2 separate regions of the Mus musculus genome follow, and region 1 is linked to region 2. The links are chromatin loops, found by intact Hi-C in ENCODE. Cell type or tissue: left cerebral cortex. All regions are shown on one strand. Each heading gives the region's core, and the rest is flanking DNA. Links, peaks and the distances in the headings are about the cores only. Region 1 overlaps Csrnp3 (cysteine-serine-rich nuclear protein 3). Region 2 holds the start of Gm52514 (a long non-coding RNA gene).

The links. A loop is a pair of places that touch in the nucleus more often than their neighbours do. Peaks named below come from ENCODE experiments on the same cell type or tissue, not always from the same donor. Only the 100,000 strongest peaks of a DNase experiment are listed, where the experiment ranks them.
Region 1: a loop joins it to region 2, with 2.4 times the contacts of the local background. A loop is called at or near these places in 3 of 42 quality-filtered maps.

What each region holds. Positions count from the first base shown.
Region 1 is chr2:66,016,568-66,024,911 of GRCm38, reverse strand. Csrnp3 (cysteine-serine-rich nuclear protein 3) reads right to left here. Exons shown (of 7, transcript NM_153409.5): 6 at 5,176-5,472; 7 at 1-2,941. The coding sequence ends at 1,889. Among named protein-coding and RNA genes, the nearest start is that of Gm52514, 92 kb to the right of the region's middle. In left cerebral cortex, for the core only: a CTCF peak has its summit at 4,620 (motif pointing right); DNase peaks (open chromatin) are centred at 1,296, 1,833, 2,748 and 5,466; H3K27ac peaks cover 2,096 bases.
Region 2 is chr2:65,926,275-65,934,618 of GRCm38, reverse strand. The region is part of intron 3 of Csrnp3 (cysteine-serine-rich nuclear protein 3); the gene reads right to left. It overlaps Gm52514 (a long non-coding RNA gene), which reads left to right and starts at 6,066. Exons shown (of 3, transcript XR_003953842.1): 1 at 6,066-8,344. In left cerebral cortex, for the core only: no CTCF peak of the experiment used is centred there; DNase peaks (open chromatin) are centred at 3,213, 4,460, 5,155, 7,099 and 1 more place; H3K4me3 peaks cover 4,482 bases; H3K27ac peaks cover 5,305 bases.

The DNA.
Region 1 (8,344 bases), core at 330-8,329, 90 kb before region 2:
GCAACGCTGCAGAGAACTCTGGACATATTACCACAGAATTCCCACCAGATTAGCCCCACCGGTCAACCAAAAGGAGTAGTCAGCCCCCATTACTGCTTTCAATAGCATGACAAACCCAAAGTCCTTTTAATGGTAGTAAAAATTAGCGTTGATTTATTTAGTCTTGAGGTGGTTTAGAGAAGAAACAACTCCACAAGCGAACGTACTTTCCCCACATGGAGTTTAAGTAGCGGCTTCCCACCAGAGGACTCTGAAGCACATTCAAGCCTCGTCAGATCAAATAGTATTCTGTAAGGAACTGAAATCCGAAAGTTATTCAAATGCCCACATCAAGGAGGCATAAAAAACTTAGAAGACGCCGTTACTACGAAGTAGGGGTGTGTCTGCGTTTTTAAATAGCCATAAAGTATGAGAAATGATGCCACAATACAATGTCAAAACTGGAAAACAGATTCAGCAGAATAACTGCATGGGGGAAACCGTAACACTCGTTCTATAGCTGCTTAAGCTGATGGGAAAGAAGTTGCTCCAAGTCCTCTGAGGTGAGGCTCGAAGCAGGCGGGCGGGGAGTGTCTCCTTTCTATTCGTTCTCTTTACTAAGGAAGAGAAGGTGAGGTGGCTGCCTTCGCAATGCATTCTGGGATGTGCTGCTGACTACCCCAGGCAAGACAGACTTTTTTTTTAAAAAAAGCTCCAGAAAACGAAGCCTAATGAGTCAGTGAGCCCAGGCCTGCCTTGAATCAGCTAGCCATTAAGTGGCATTACACATTTTTGCATTTGTAGAGGGTGATGGGGTGCTGAGGCTCTGCCCCCACCCCCAGCCTTCTCGCTGTAAGGATTGAGTTAGGTCCTAGAGCGGTGAAGGAAAACAAGAAACAAGTCATTTTCCTTCATGTCATTGGAAGAATCCTCTCTCTCTATTGTATGAACCTTAGTTACTTTTTTTTAATAATTAAAAAAAAAATATTTCAAAGCCTTCTGAGACCCCATCCCACACGAGGTACCGTGAAGGGGCACTAAAGTGCATTCTGAAGGAGGGAGTTGAGTTTAAAGGTGCTGTCCAAGCTAAGAAACAAGATGACACTGTTTAACAAAGGAAAGGCAATTCCGTCTATCTCAGCTGAGGGAGAGCGGAGGACTAGACCCTCGCCAGAGGATTGTCCTAACTCTTAACGTGAGAGAAAACTGCATAAGGACCTGCACGTATAGACTCATTTGTCCCAAATAGCAAAAATAGGCCTATTTCATCCTTAAGAAAGTATTTGCAAATCTGCTGAGTCATGATCGTAAAAATGTGGGTGGATTCCAGATGCAATCGTCTGGGCATGCTCTGTGGTGCTAGCTAACACGTCTTCAGCTTCAATGAACATGCTGTTCATTTTCTTCAAAGCATGACTTCTAAACTACCATAAATAAAATACACAAGAAACGATTCAATCTTTTTTTTTCTTACAATAATTACTTTTACATTAAAAAGTCACCATCATCTTCAGATATATCGAAAAATTAGGACTCTAAATCTGCTTGTTTTCTAGTCTTAGTTAACAATCTTGCACAGGCCCGATAATCTAAAACTTGGAGCTATGATCTGCATAGCTTGGCAGGTTTCACACAGTTTGACAGGTAGGCAACTGTAAGATATGCATTTTTTTTAAATTTAGCATTTTTCTATCAAAACAGTTCAAAATCGTTTAAAATCCCCATAGCGACTGTATTTGTGCCACGCCACAGTTGGGAAGCTAGAAAGGAAGGAAGGAAATACTGTCTGGAAGATTAATCACAGTCCACATAACTCTTGGCCTTCAGGTTTAAACAACGATGAGCCCAGCAAAGGCAATACAGTGCCTTAAATAGAAGACTTGGTCCTGTAATAGAATAATTTAAGCAACTAAACGGGGACCGTTTCCACCACGGGGGACTGAATGCACTCTTCATGCAATCTGCTCTTTTCTGCAAGGCTCAAAGGATTTTCTGCAGGATGCTCTGAAATGTGGCTGTCGCCATTCAATGTGGAAACAAACCCTTCCTGGGCAGGGCCTTTCAAGTATGAGTGAAACTCCACTTGGGGAAGATTGGACCTGTGTTCAGGATACAAGGGGTTACAGGGCACCCCACTATCGTTTTCAGAGGTGGGGCAGCAAACGATGACAGACGGATTGGCAGCTGGGTAGTGGGAGGCTCCATAGGCCTCTTCTGCTTGCCTGGCGTAGTCAACAAACCTCTCTGGGGTCATGGCGTAAGGCACCAGCGAAAGGGCACCGTTTTTGACAGTATCTCTTTCAGAATAGTTGTCAGAGAGCTGGCTAGGAGTTCCTGGGATGTGACTATCTATTTGGTAGTAGAGAGTTGAAGAGCTAGCGTAAAATGAAGCATTTTTTGTGTGGCTTTCATGAACTGCGGTGCCATCAGAGTAACAAAGGACAGACGGAAGGGGGACGACCTCCGTATGGGCTCCGAGCCCTTCTACAAAGCCATCTCCCTTGTCGTCGTCGTCATCTTCCTCCTCCTCTTCCTCTTCTTCTTCCTCCTCCTCCTCTTCCTCATCCGATTCACTGGGAGCCAGGCTTTGGGTGCTAGAATCAGTGGCTCCACTGCAGAAACTGCTTCCGTCCTCCTCCTCTTCCTCCTCATCTCCTTGGCAGTCCAGTTCCTCCTGTAGGTGCAGCACAGCAGCCTGGGGTTCGGTTTCAATCTCGAAATTGTCTGCGATGGAATATTCTACAGAGTGAGCGACAGGGCCCATGGAAGGACCATGGGCGCTTATCTCCCCGTGGCAGCCATTCAGCGTGGGGGTTTGTTGCTCTCGGTTCTTCTCCAGTTCAAGTTTCATTATTGTGTGCAAAAAATGAGTCCGGACACGGATAGGATTGAATTCAATTCTACCTGCTGTGTTACTACAGCCTTCTTTAGTGCAGCCACATGGGAAAGACATACGATCCACCTTGGAAGGAAGAACACAGATTAGCAGCAAGGAACTATTACAGAGCAAACACAATCAAGGACTTTGTAACAACTCCTGAATGAAGTCACAGCACTCAGGTTCTACTCCGGTCTCAGCAAACGGCAAATACGCTGCAAGTAAAAGGAGCCAGGGAAGTGAGGACTTAAGTTGTGGCAGTGAACCGTTTCTAAATTTATGTTCAAAACAGTGGTGGCTGGAGGATAATTGAGATTTTAAATTTGATTGAACCCCTAGGGCTTTCGAATTTCTCCACTCTCTACTTCCCTTCCCTGTTTGCATTTGATTTTGTTCCCATCTTGCAACCTGGGTTCCCTTCTGGTTCATCTGGTTCATTCCAACTCACTCACCTGCTTCTAGGTCACAGGCAGACTGCCCCCCCCCCCCAGGGGACCCGTAGCCTAACTTCTATGACATCATCACATGTACTTCTATGACATCATCACATGCTCCTCAGTTCTTCCCTTTTATCAGATGACCTTCACTGCTCAGGATGTCTGAGGTGACACTACTTAGGGTCACCCAGTGCATACTATTATCTTGACGCTGTGTCTTCTCAGTGGACCCTTGATTTGTGGATGCAGGTTGTTTGACCTGCTTCCCTCTCGAGAAGAGAAGCCCATTCCAAATGGACCTCTCCTGTGCCAAAGAATGTAACTTCAGGGAATCAGGAGACCTGCAAGCTGAAGACCAGCCCAGACAACTTAGTAAAACCCTTTTTCAAAATAGTATGTTTTAAAAAAACGTTAACTCAGTGGGGGTAGAGTATTTGCCCATTATGTCCGTGAGGCTCCAGACTCAGAAAAGAAAGGAGAGAGTGGATGGAGTGGGAAAATGCTCTCATTCATCAGTTGCTGGGAAGGGAACTGCCCTTGGCTTTCAGGGGCCTTTCTCTTTTGAAGCGAATTAAGCGAATTTCTCCTTTTAAATGAATAGAACTATTTCTACATAAAGTAAGAGCAGGTAACCATTCACAAGGCTCCCCTAAACTTCAGATGGATAGGACCAGAAAGTCACCTTGTCAAAGAATTGATAAACTATTGCTTTTCTCTTTAATTCATTTTAAAGTCATAGTCTTAAAAGCATAGCCATCCTGGTGAGGCAGGGAAGGCTATTCCCGCTATTTTTCATATAAACTTAAAATTCAGCTTCTGAGAAACGAGACAGACTTCCCGCCATTTATGAGGCTATTCTCAAATTGTAAAAAAGGTTTCTCCTTGCTGCTGCTTCATTCTCCTCAAGCCAATCTTGCTGCCACAATCAGATAGATGCCCCTTTCTTGTTAAGGAAACTATAGCAGCCCCAAGTAAGTGCTGCAAATTGTAAGTACATTTTATGTTTCATTGAAAAGGGGTAGGAGAATATTTGGGAGTCTGCAACCATGTCATCTCAGGACTGTGAAGCCCATCACAGGCAACAGGCAAGTGCCTGCACCCCTGGAAAACCTTGTTTACAGATATGTGTCAAGTTAGATTCTGCTGTCTGTCTGACAGCATCTCAACCTGCTCACTGTAGAAATGACAGAGCCCAAAGTGTTTACCTGACATGCCTATTTCAGACAAGGTCAGAGTACAACTTGCTCTTTTGGTTTTTATTTTATTTTTAAAGATTTATTTATTTTATGTGACTGAGTACACTGTACCTGTCTTTGGACATACACCAGAAGAGGGCATCAGATCCCATTACAAAAGGTTGTGAGCCACCATGTGGTTGCTGGGAATTGAACTCAGGACCTCTGGAAGAGCAGTCAAGTGCTCTTAACTGCTGAGCCATCTCTCCAGCTCCACAACTTGCTTTTTTTTAAAGATCTGTCTGGCTAGGGACTTCTCCAGCAAGTCTATACCACTGGTGATAGATTGTCACTTACACCCCATGGATGAACCAGAAAATATGAACCGAAATGGAGCATACGGTGTCCTCTCTAAGACTGCGTGTAAAAAAGCTAAAATAAACTGGTGCAATGACCGAATCTGGGAGGAAACACCTTCAATAAACTCAGCTGCAGTTTGAATTGCCATTCACAGTATACACAGTATAAGCATTTTATGAATGCCTTTGAATTGGGGCATTTCTTTCCCCTTGAATTATGTATCTTTCCTTGCCAGTATTTTTTTTTTCCTTCAGGTAAAAAAATATCTTATTATACACAGCATGAGTGCTTCTTTCTGGGGTGGCACGCAACAGTCTTTTCAGATGCCCAAGCTCCCAATCCTTACCTGACACTTAATGCCTGCCAGGCTGCAGGTACAGGTTTCTGGATCACAGAACACTCTGCAGTCACAGCCACAGTCCTCCCGAGAAAGGCGGATGGCCCGCAGTTCGTGCTTCTCGTCAACGTCGATCTTCTTCACCCCCGAGGCGCGCAGCAGAGCTCTCCGCTTTTTTGTGGGCAGGGGTTGTAGGAAGAAGTATTCGTCCACTTCGGTGTTGTCCAGATCAATATCGTCATCGGAAATGTCATCCACGGTCAGGGTGCTAGCTTCCTCAGACTCTACAGTGCCATTCTTAGTCATCTAGGAACACAAGGAAGCAAACAGGGATGTCATTTGGGCAGAGTCCAAAATCCCCACTTCAGCATTGCTGAGGATGAGCTGTCACGCATCGAGTCCCCGGGACGGCAGAAGTCAGAGGAAGGAGAAACAATGGTGTCGATGTAGATGGCTTTTTAAATGCTCTGGCCACAGAAGATGCTTACATGCATCCCTTAACCTCTCAACGTCGGTAACTACAGATACAGCCGGGGCGACCCACAGGATAACCAGACCAAAGGTTACAGACACCCAAAAGCTGTCTTTACACTCAGCTCACAGTGACATCTCTGATGTCAGAGGCAATGTGCCCTGGATCAGAGGTGACTGAATCTCAGTGGGAGCCATGACCACCTTACTCAGCAAACATCACGTCCTTGAAATAATATGTGTGTCTTTCAGGCCCCTGAAAAGCACACCTACGGGACTTAAAGCCGAACTGTGCTGCTGGGATGGTAAGCACAGTTCTTCTTACCCGGAACAATGCAAGGAGGAGGGCATGATAGAAGCAATCGGTCAGGTCAGCATGCTCTCAGTGAGACAAGGACATAGATTAATGCTGGCAAGGACTCATCAACCCACGGCGGAGACAAACTGTATTCTCAAAGGAGTGCATGCAGACCTCAGTGCAAAGGCTTGCTTTCTGTGTAACAGCTCATGGGGACACTCGCTCCTTGCCTACTCGTGATGGCTGGGCCTATATATATTTCCTTTCCATATTAATCTCATCCATCAGTAAGCCCTAAATGTAGATTTCACTTGTTATAAGTATAAAAACACCTATTGTTTCCTTCATACAAACCATCTTGAGTTTTCCCTGAACATGAGCAAAATATTTTTGTGAGGAGCAGCTTAGTAATAAAGGCAAAACACTTCATAAGAAGTAAATCAAGGATGTTCTAAATATAGAAGGCAGTTTAATTATTTAATTTATTACCCTCTAAATTTCATTAATTATGGCTATTACTGTGCTTGGTGAACTTGACAATTCATCCATTAAGTAGTGAAAATACTCTAGAGATCAGATATCCTTTCATCTTTGTAGGAAAGAGTCCATATTTAGATAGAAATATTTACTATTTAGATTGTCCAACTCTGAATGTCCTGCAGAGAAAAAATAAAATTAGACTTTTACTTTCACGTAGGGAAATTTCCACAGAAGAAAGAACCAGGAATAAGTGCATACTAAGATATAATGCGACGAGGCCCTGTGATATATTTTCTAAAGCTACTTAGTTATGTTTTGTGACTATTTTAGAACTTGAGCCTGTTATCTCAGAAAATATTTATTATTAGACATTGTTTCTTAGTATAATAATTCTATATTTCCCCGTTGGCATTTGCATGAAATTGTACATATGAGGATATGTATGTGTACATATGCATGTATGTACACGTGTGTGTGAGGGGTTGATGCTGGGTTATCTTAGTCTACCATTCTTTGTCTTAGTTTTTTTTTGGGGGGGGGGTCTCTCTCTGAACCTGGAGTTTCCTGTTCAGGTATACTGACTGATTAACATGCCCCCAGGATTTGTCTGTCTCAAATTCCCCTGTCTCTACTTGCTATACTCAGCTCTTTTTGTGGGAGATGGATTTAAACTCAAGTCCTTACACACAAGTACTTTCCGACTGGGCCTTCTGACCAACCTGGCATCCTTTATATATGTACTGCTTAAACGGGGATGTCCAATATCAGGAAGTTACTTTGGTTGTGGTTAGCATTTCTACTGATTCTCTCTTACTAACACTCCACATGTTTCCAGCTATAAGGATTTGATTTTCTAAGACATTCAAATGCAAAACCATCTAGCATCCTAGATTCTCACTGACTGAAGCTTCTTGACAATCACTTCCCTCAGTAGCACCAAGGTCTCTTTAGCTAATCCCTGGCTGGTCTATGTGATTTGCAGCAAGCGTCTTACTCTAGTACGTGGAGATGTTCATTCCAGTACATTCTTCTCATGCTATTTATATGACATTACATTTCACTACACACTATACTCTAATGATGTCACTTTCATACACTGTCACAACAAAATCTATAGCTTAGATGACAAGTCACAGATTTCTCCCCCAAAAGAGGAGGAAGCAGCTATCATAAGAAAATCAAAAATCTTAAAGCAAGATGAAGTGAGGCCAAGGTTGGGAGCATGGGCCTGAAATTGCAGCACTCAACAGCTGAAAGACAAAGACGGTGAATTTGAAGTCAGCCTGGGTAATGCTGTGAAACAGTTTTTACCACAAAGGAATAAGAAGTGAGATTTTAGCAAGCATTTACAACTATAGTAAAGTTGTTAGGGTAACATAATCAATTGGCACCTAACAATTAAGAAAATATTTAAATATTGGTACGTCTGACTTTAGATTAAGTATATTCTGGTTATAAATGTTAGAAATAAATTCCAGATCTTGTATAATTCATATTCCTCCATTACAAATAATTTCATTTCAAAATAAAAGACTAAGAATCAAAATTCCTTCTCACATAGCTATAACCTGTTTCCACGCTTGTTCAAGAGCTGTATTTTTTTTTCCCCAAATCACATACATCATGCAGGTGATCTTATGAGGTTTACCACCCTCTCCCCCTGCCCCTTCTCCCTATTGAGGATCATATCTAATGAAGACTGGGGACAATGTAGTTGAGCTTGGTCAATCGCTGGCCCAGTTTCTGGTTTCTATGTTGTTTCTATCTGTAGCTTTCCCCCCTCATTTCTATGATGTAGTAACTCACAAAAAGGACCGTGAAAGAAGACGGGCTTACTGTTTGAGAGGACGCAGTCCACCATGGCAGGAACACAGGAGCAGGAATATGAGACAGCCTTTCATTGCTGAGAAGACCAGAAAAGGGAGAGCA
Region 2 (8,344 bases), core at 224-8,223:
AAAAAAAACAAAAAACAAAAAAAAAAAAAAACAAAAAACAACAAAATCCCCAAAGATTTCTTTGAAGTCAGATATAGCAGTGTTTCTTTGTGCCTGCTGCCTATCTGCCCTCGAGAGTTTGCATTTGGATCACGGTATTTACTTTTACTCCTCGAGGTTAATTTGAATTATATTTACAGAAAGATACTTTTTCTATATATGTTTAGAAACCCAGAACATGAGCATACTTCATTCAAGCTGCTGGGATCTGTATGGATGTAGGATGGATTAAGCCAATGCAAAAAGACTTCAAAGTTTGGAGTGAATTTGCATTGAGACATAAATTACCCAGGATAGTCAAAGCCATAAATTAGCTTCAGGACATAAATAGCTCTCTTGTGGCTCACAGAAGCACAACAATTCTCTTTATTCCATACATATCTATTATCATGTTTTCTCTAAGACTCTTCCTGGGCTCTATTTCTTTGCCCACACTGTGTTTTTATTTTTATATTCAAAATATGCTCACTGGTAGCTGCTACATGTCCAAAGTTAAAAAGTATTGTACTGCCTATATTAATATTAACCTCATTTCTTTTTTATGCCTAGCACACACATGGGGTGAGCAGGCACAAACTACTGGCACTATATAAGTGAACAGAAGTGTTTTTTAAAATTATGAATTAAATATAACAGTATAAAGAATTCTGTTCAGCTTCTTGATTGCATAATATATATAATATATTATAATAGAGATATAATGTGCACTATAGTACATAGAATACATACATGTATACATGGAATGTTTAGCAATTTTCATAAATATCTGCAAACAATGCTGAAATTAGAGACCAGCATTTTCTATCCAACAACAATAAAGAGAAATAATTTATCTAAAATATATTTCCTGTAGCTTAAGTCACTGAGAGTGTCACAAGAAGTGTTCAGAAAAAAAGAAAACCCTGAATTTTTTTGCAGTCTTAAAAACACAAAACACAAATTCTACCTCATAAACTCAACTTAGTGTCCTGAATAAATGTCATAGTGTCCCCAAAGAGTGATAGAGTTGAGCCTGGCAATGAATAACCACTACCAAGGAATGTCATAAATATTTGAAATAACTGTCCTTCACTGATTAAATGTCCACACACTTCTGCTTTGGTCTCCTCCCCTCCAACGGCTCTTCATTTCAGAGGAAAGATGCTGTTGCCGAACTGCCCCCATTTCAATCATTATAATAAAGTGACTCCCTGTTCTAAGTGTAAAGAAGGTAATTAAATCTTTCTACTGTGTACTAGTTTCTTACATGTAAGCTTAATAAATTTCATTTTAAAACGTCAATAAATACAGACCCATAAAGCAGTAATCTCATGACTAAATGCCTATTTTGTACCTTCATCCTCTCTAAAACACACACACACACACACACACACACACACACACACACACAATCTGTAATGCAGGCAGATGCACAGTCAATGCCAATGAAAATAACATACTTTTCTCATTAACATTGAAGCTACTGAATTGTTGCATTTATATTTCTTTAGTGATGTGGGTAAACAGTTGAATTGTGCTGTCTCAGTTTACTTGATGTGAAAATTAAAAAAAGCCGTGTGAACAATGAGTGTGAGTACACACTTTTTTACTGTAGGATGGATTTACTATGATGTAATCACACATTCTACAGAAGTGTGATATTAGTTGAGGGAGGGAGTCTTCATCCTGCTATGAGATTTACAAGGATCTCTTTAGAATCCTGATTTAACTGAAAGAAAAAGTCATAGGAAGTTGGAGATGTAAAATTTTACACTGTCTGAAAAAATTCAAAGACATTTAATAACAATTTAAAAAAACCAAAGGTATTGAAGGAGTTTAAAGCAAAAAATAAATAATCGCTTCTCTAGTAATATTTTCAACAATGCAACCGAGAACAAAAATTCTCCAAACCAAACCCCAGCCTAATATAAAAACGTAACTTCTTAAAATTATCCTTATAGTGCTTTTCAGCTACAAACAAAAGAATTCCATTATTTAATCCCACATACCTCACAAAAATCTTTGGCTGGAACTCAGTACATCTTTAAAATATATATCTTTAAAAATGTAAAAAAAAATCATAATTTACTTAAAGATTTGTTTTAATATTTATCTAGATATTTCAACCAGGTAGATTTTCAAAATCAACACATACCCAAAAGGGGAAATTATTTAGGAACCTAGACCCAACTGTTTCTCTCATGAAATACTCAGTCAGAACAAAAAAAACCCCAAAAATAGTGAAGCAGGAGGGAAAAATGAATAATAATCAGAAGAAGAAGAGGAAACTAGCAAAGGACAGCTTGAAAACCAGCAACAGCCTGCCAATTGCCACAGTGAATTTAAATAACCAATCACCATCAGTGTCTTTAACAGAAATAAAATCAGGCGCATCAGGAAATGTCATCGTACCTGCATGCACTTTAAATGACTACGGCACACGGCACACGCTGTAAAATCTTCAGAAATAAAGCACACTTCCTTTAACTGCTGCAAAACACGGCTGCAGAAGCCCAGGATACATTTTTTTTTTTCAGGCAACTGATCCAGCTTTCAGCCAGCCCCGTGACCTCTGAACTCCCTTCTGCCCCCTCCTCTTCTGCAGTCAAAGCCTGTGCTGCTCTCATTTGCATAAGGTTCAGGCAGTGCTCCAGCAGCCAAAGCGGAATGCTGGGTAAGGAATTGTGGAGCTGCAGTTCGCCCAGGGTACCTGCATCCTGGAGCACCCGGACCCGCAGTGGGGAGTGGGCATGCTTCACCAGGCTGTCAACATCGCACCCGCTATGTCCATTAACGGATAAAAGATTTTAGCGGTTGTTTCAGCCTTGCGTTACTTGTTTACGGCCTCCCCCACCATAAGAAGCTGTCTGCAGCGACTCTGGTAACCAAGGAAACCCAAATAGTCAAATACTTCATTTAAATACGTGAGGAAGGCCAATTTAAAATTGTCATTAACTTCTCTTGTTTTGGAGACATAGCTCTTTTTTTTTTTTTAAAGTGGAATATGTATCGTATGCGTAATCAGACATATGGGATGTTTTTGTTGTGGTGGTTTAAACAACAACTTACAGACATCCATTTACATTAGGCACTCTACACATTAGATGCAGTCATTTCAGTAGTCTTGAAAAATGTTAAATGTGCCCAAGTGCCTTAGAGATCATCATCTAAAATGGTACCCAAAAATTAATTGTAAAGATTTTACGTCCCAGGATGCCTTTAAAGGGTAGAGCAGTGAAAACGTAGAGCAAAGTTAGACTGCGTATTTAAATTCGAAGAGTCACCTCATAGAAATGCCTGTCTTTCTTTCCCAATGAATTTGAGCGGTGAGCTATTTATTATTTGTTATCTTGGCTTTGATTTCCTATCTCAGCAATCTATTTGCAATACAAACTTCTGTATTACTCATAAACTCAAGAGCTACTTATTTGCAGGTAAATATTACGTATGTATATATTTTATAAATATCCACAAAGACATATTTTCCTTTTCTGAAATATTGAACCAGTAGGAATTCTGATCATCATAGGGTTGACCCAGTCATTTTCTTAAAATTAAGCTAATTTCTTTTTCTTCATATGTTAATAACTAACATCTATAATATAAAAGGTTTTATAAATGTTTTCCATTTCTGGGAAGAATCATAATATGGAAAATAGAAGGCAAATAATTACTAGCATCTTAATAAAGTACAAAATACCTTTAAGTAACATTATTGACATTTTTCATTTAAATTTTTTTATTGAAAAATATTAGACATTTTACCTAAATACCCTTACAGGATAGTGAAAAATATCGGTAAAGTCTGAATCAAGTATCTTCTATAAGAAATACAAACTAAGGTAATATAGAATTTTTTCATACAAAAAAGTGAAGCTTTTTTTATACCTGCAATTTATTAGTCACTTGGCTTTATGTATTTCCGCATACACCAAATATTAGCTATTACTAAATTAAAATTTTCCGACCTATACATTTTTAAATAGATAAACAACTTTTCAGTTTAAAATAATAATATCAGCATTTCTGTTTATTTGACTCCATCAAAAATTGAATCTTGCTGGGTCACTTCAAGTGCACCTTTCCTATTTCCATTTGAAATACCTTTCAAAGTTTTTGTTTAAGGCAAAAACACCCATCAGCCCAACCTAATTTAAATGCAATCAAATACCAGGAAGTGTTGGGGGGGATTTATAAAAAAATCACCGACCTGTTCAAACAGCTGTAGTCGAGTCCTGGCAGTCTTTATTCATTAGAATCCAAAATAAATTGATTATCATTTTACAGTATGTGTCAGCATCACGGAAGGCATCGTTCTTCCTGGTTCAGTGGAATCTTCTTACATTTCCCGGCCCCGTGTTTTATTGCTGGTACCATATGCTTTATTGTTCCGAGACAAGAGCTTCCCTCGCACAAAGACTCATTACCTACTGCTTGCTGCACGGCATCAGCCTCAGCCAGGCTGCCTATATGTGATCACATGGAGCTCTGTCTGAGCAAGCCAGCCTTGCTTCTGACTTCACTGTGTCTATGGATATTTTTATCAGCTGACTCTACGAGAAGGAAGAAAACAGCAGATAAGGGACTTGCCCTAAGACATTAATGAAGCGCGATTAGGGAAATCCCCATACTAGATTTTATTATTGAAAATGATTCGACAGCCATTTAAAAGGGGAGAACTAGATTTTATTTTAAATAAGAGTTTATATATATATATATAAAAAACCACTACCACCAACAACAAAAAACTTGCTCAAGCCATTTCCTACCTTGTGTTTCTGAAAGTACTATTTATAAATACCATCCAATCTAATGAACCAATTGACCACACATTTTTAACCTTTCAATTGCAACTATTTCTTTTCTTGGTTCCCCCAACCCCCACTAAAAGGCCAGAGGCTGATTCCCTCAAAATTTCTTCCAGTAAAATTCCCATCACTAAAAGATACAACATGTGAATACAAATAGAGACCAATTGTTTTTGATTCGGAGGATGAGAGGCTTAGACTCTCTTTACTGAAGTACATAAATGAGGTAGGTGATTAATTTATCTCCTCAAAAGGCAACACATTCCTAGAACAGCTGACTACAATGAACAACAAAGATCCCAAGTTAAAGAACAGATGGCTCTTACTAATTCTTAAAACCGCAGTAACTTATTTTAGACAGCTTACCTCAGTGGGGCATATGGTTTACCTCATCTGATTTTAATGCTAACAAGTCCTTCCAGAGATGATTTCTCGACATTTATGGGAACCTTTGGCAGCTTTGATACTGTTTCAATACACATATACTATGTATGTCTGAGTACATCCACACCAGCTTTCCATAACTAAAGTCTCAAAACTTGAAAATCAATTACAGATCTTCAGACAAACAAACAGACAGACAGACAGACATACAAAACCTACATGGCTGATGGAATTTGATTTAAAATTCCATATATTTTATGGACTATTTGGTTGATAGGCTGCCTGACTTGAATTGGTATTTGAAAGCTTTTGACTCAAAAACATCAATAATTATCCGGTGGCAAATACATGAAAATTCCACTAAGATCATGGAAGGAAAAACCAAAAGCATCATAAAATGATGAGAAAAATGTATTTCCTACACCATTAGATTGATATACAGTGTATTCTAATGGCCCTTGTAAACATGTCAGTACTTAGAAAGAATGAAGGTACATACACTCATGTGCCTATTGATGTGCACACATGTCAACCTACAATCAATAAACTCTTATTTTCTAAAAGGAAAACGATACAACGTAAACATTTTTCTCAGCTGAACTTTAAAAATGCAGAGTAACTCGGTGTGACTAAAAAAAAAAAATAAGTTCTGAAGTGAAATGATTTTTCACGGTTTTTCATATTATTTGCAGGGTTAGTATTGATCTGGAACATTTCATGTCTTGTGTAGTAAGTTTTTCTTAGCATGAAAGGGATACTGGGATATACTTCCAGTGCCACCATTTTCAAGTGTTTGCTCCAGAACACCCATGTTCATCTTCTGTTCTACAATATAGAGACGCAGAACCTTGGGCCATAAGTGAAAATGCAAAGAAAAAGTTCCTGTGGAATCATCATCCTCTGGCTTCCTAAAGGTGCCTGTGTTTTGGTGACTACCTTTGATGACGTCAGCATGCTAATGCACAAGGAAGTAAACAAAGGGCAGCCATTTTTTTCTTGTATTATATCACTTCAAAAGAGGGAGATAAAATGGCTGCCAAGTAGAGGAAAAGACCCTGGTTTTTTTTTTTTTTTTTAATTGTTATTTCAGAGTTCTTTGGGTGCTTCTGTGGGTCAGATCATGGGAGAGAGGAGGAAAAAAAAATCCATATATGTGTGATTTTCTGTCTAGTTATGAATATAAGGATATAAGAAATAATTTGATATAAGACCTGAAGATACATGAAAACAATATAAAAATAGCTAAAACAAGTGTCTAGGAAAATGAGGAATATCTGATAGGAAGACTTTTCACACAATCTATTAAATGTAAACAACCTGAAATTTTCATTTATGTGGAGAAGAGAAAACTAAAGGTAGATGCCAGAGGCAGAGAGATCTTGAAACAGGAAGACTGGATCACGAAGTAGTAATAGTCCTCTTACTTCTTCCTTAAATGACCATGGTAAGTTATTGTTAAAAGTGATACCCTAATTTCCAATTCTGTAATGGGGAACAAATACCTTCTAGTTAGCAAGTCATGGAATACATAGAAATTCTTCTACATTTCAACTCCACAAATTAGATTTAACCAAGCATTAGCCATTGATATTAATAATAAAGAGCCATAGGTTATAAAATCATAATAACTACTTACAATCATTTTAATAAATTATTTTATAACAAAAGCAAGTAGGGCTTTGGGAGAAAACGATTGTCTTTATATAACACATTTTTAAAAATGGAAGACATTTAAGAAATAATTCAAAATCTCAGGAACTTGCCTTGTGATTAAAACAAATGAGAAAATAGACACTTCACCACGACCAACATTCTGGAATTCTGTGTCTGCAACATGGCAAGAGACGCTACAGCAGCGAGTCTCACATTACACAATAAACAACGGTGTTTCTGCTTCTGCAACACTTTCATCAGCCAAGAGTGCCTCAGATTTGTAACTGACAGAGGAAGACGAGATCACAGCTTAAAACAGTGAACTGTGTCCAAGATTAAAGGGTGCTGTAGTTTTATGATATTGAAAGTTGTAAACAAAGATAGTTCATCTCTTACTATTGATTCTGACTACCTTAGCTTTCCTCTGAAGGCAAATTGACATCATAGAATCACTTGGCTTCATCCTTTTTCCTTCAAAATAGGCAAGGATTATTAAAAGGAATCTAAGATGTTTGCTGTTAGTAACACAGACATAGACTATTGCTAGAAGGATGATCTACTGAACAGGAAGACGCACTGTCCTGAGCGCCTATGTTTCAAGGCTGTCTGTCTATCTGCCCTTTACCCCAGCACCTCCTGGTGAGGTCGCCCTTGATAAGGCTGCCCATCATTTCCTTCCACTCTATTAGGGAAGTGAGTAACTTTGCCATGTCAGCTTAAAAATCCTGGAGCAAGGCAGTCCAATTCAACAAACATTTATTGGGAAGCTCCCATGCCTCAAGCTCTGAGACAGTTGCTAGGGATATAAAAGTGAAATATTAACTACTTGCTTGAAGATTGGAATCTCTTTACCTTAAAAAAAACAAACAAACAAGTAAATAAAAAAATAAGAAAATAAGAAAACTGCTGCCTGAGAACGTGATTGAGTGGGGGTGACACAGGAGAATTGCTTTAATTTTAAAATCTTATCATCCCAAATCTATACTTCACGTAAAATCAGTATAATGTCTTTATGCTGAAATTGTCTGCTAAAAAAATGATGTAATATAATTGAGCAGCATGAGACTATTTTGTTTGTTTTCTTGTTTTGTTTTGTTTCGAGACAGGGTTTCCTCTGTGTAGTTCTGGCTGTCCTGGAACTCACTCTGTAGACCAGGCTGGCCTTGAACTCAGAAATCCACCTGCCTCTGCCTCCCAAGTGCTGGGATTAAAGGCGTGCACCACCAACGCCCGGCTAGCTACTATTGCTGGTGTATCTGTGAGGCTGTGAGGTCCGCAAAGAATGAGAGGTAGGGTCAACGTCATAGGTAAAGGAGACAGTTTAGCCGTTGACTAGTTCGATGAAGTACTGCCCACCCACAAAGTATTGGAAAACATGGGTAGCAACAGCGAGCTTGACCTGAAAGTGGTGACTGGGCAGAAAAGAATCTAGTGGACAAAAAGATGGAATACTTAAAGCCTGGTGCGATAAACTGGCCTTT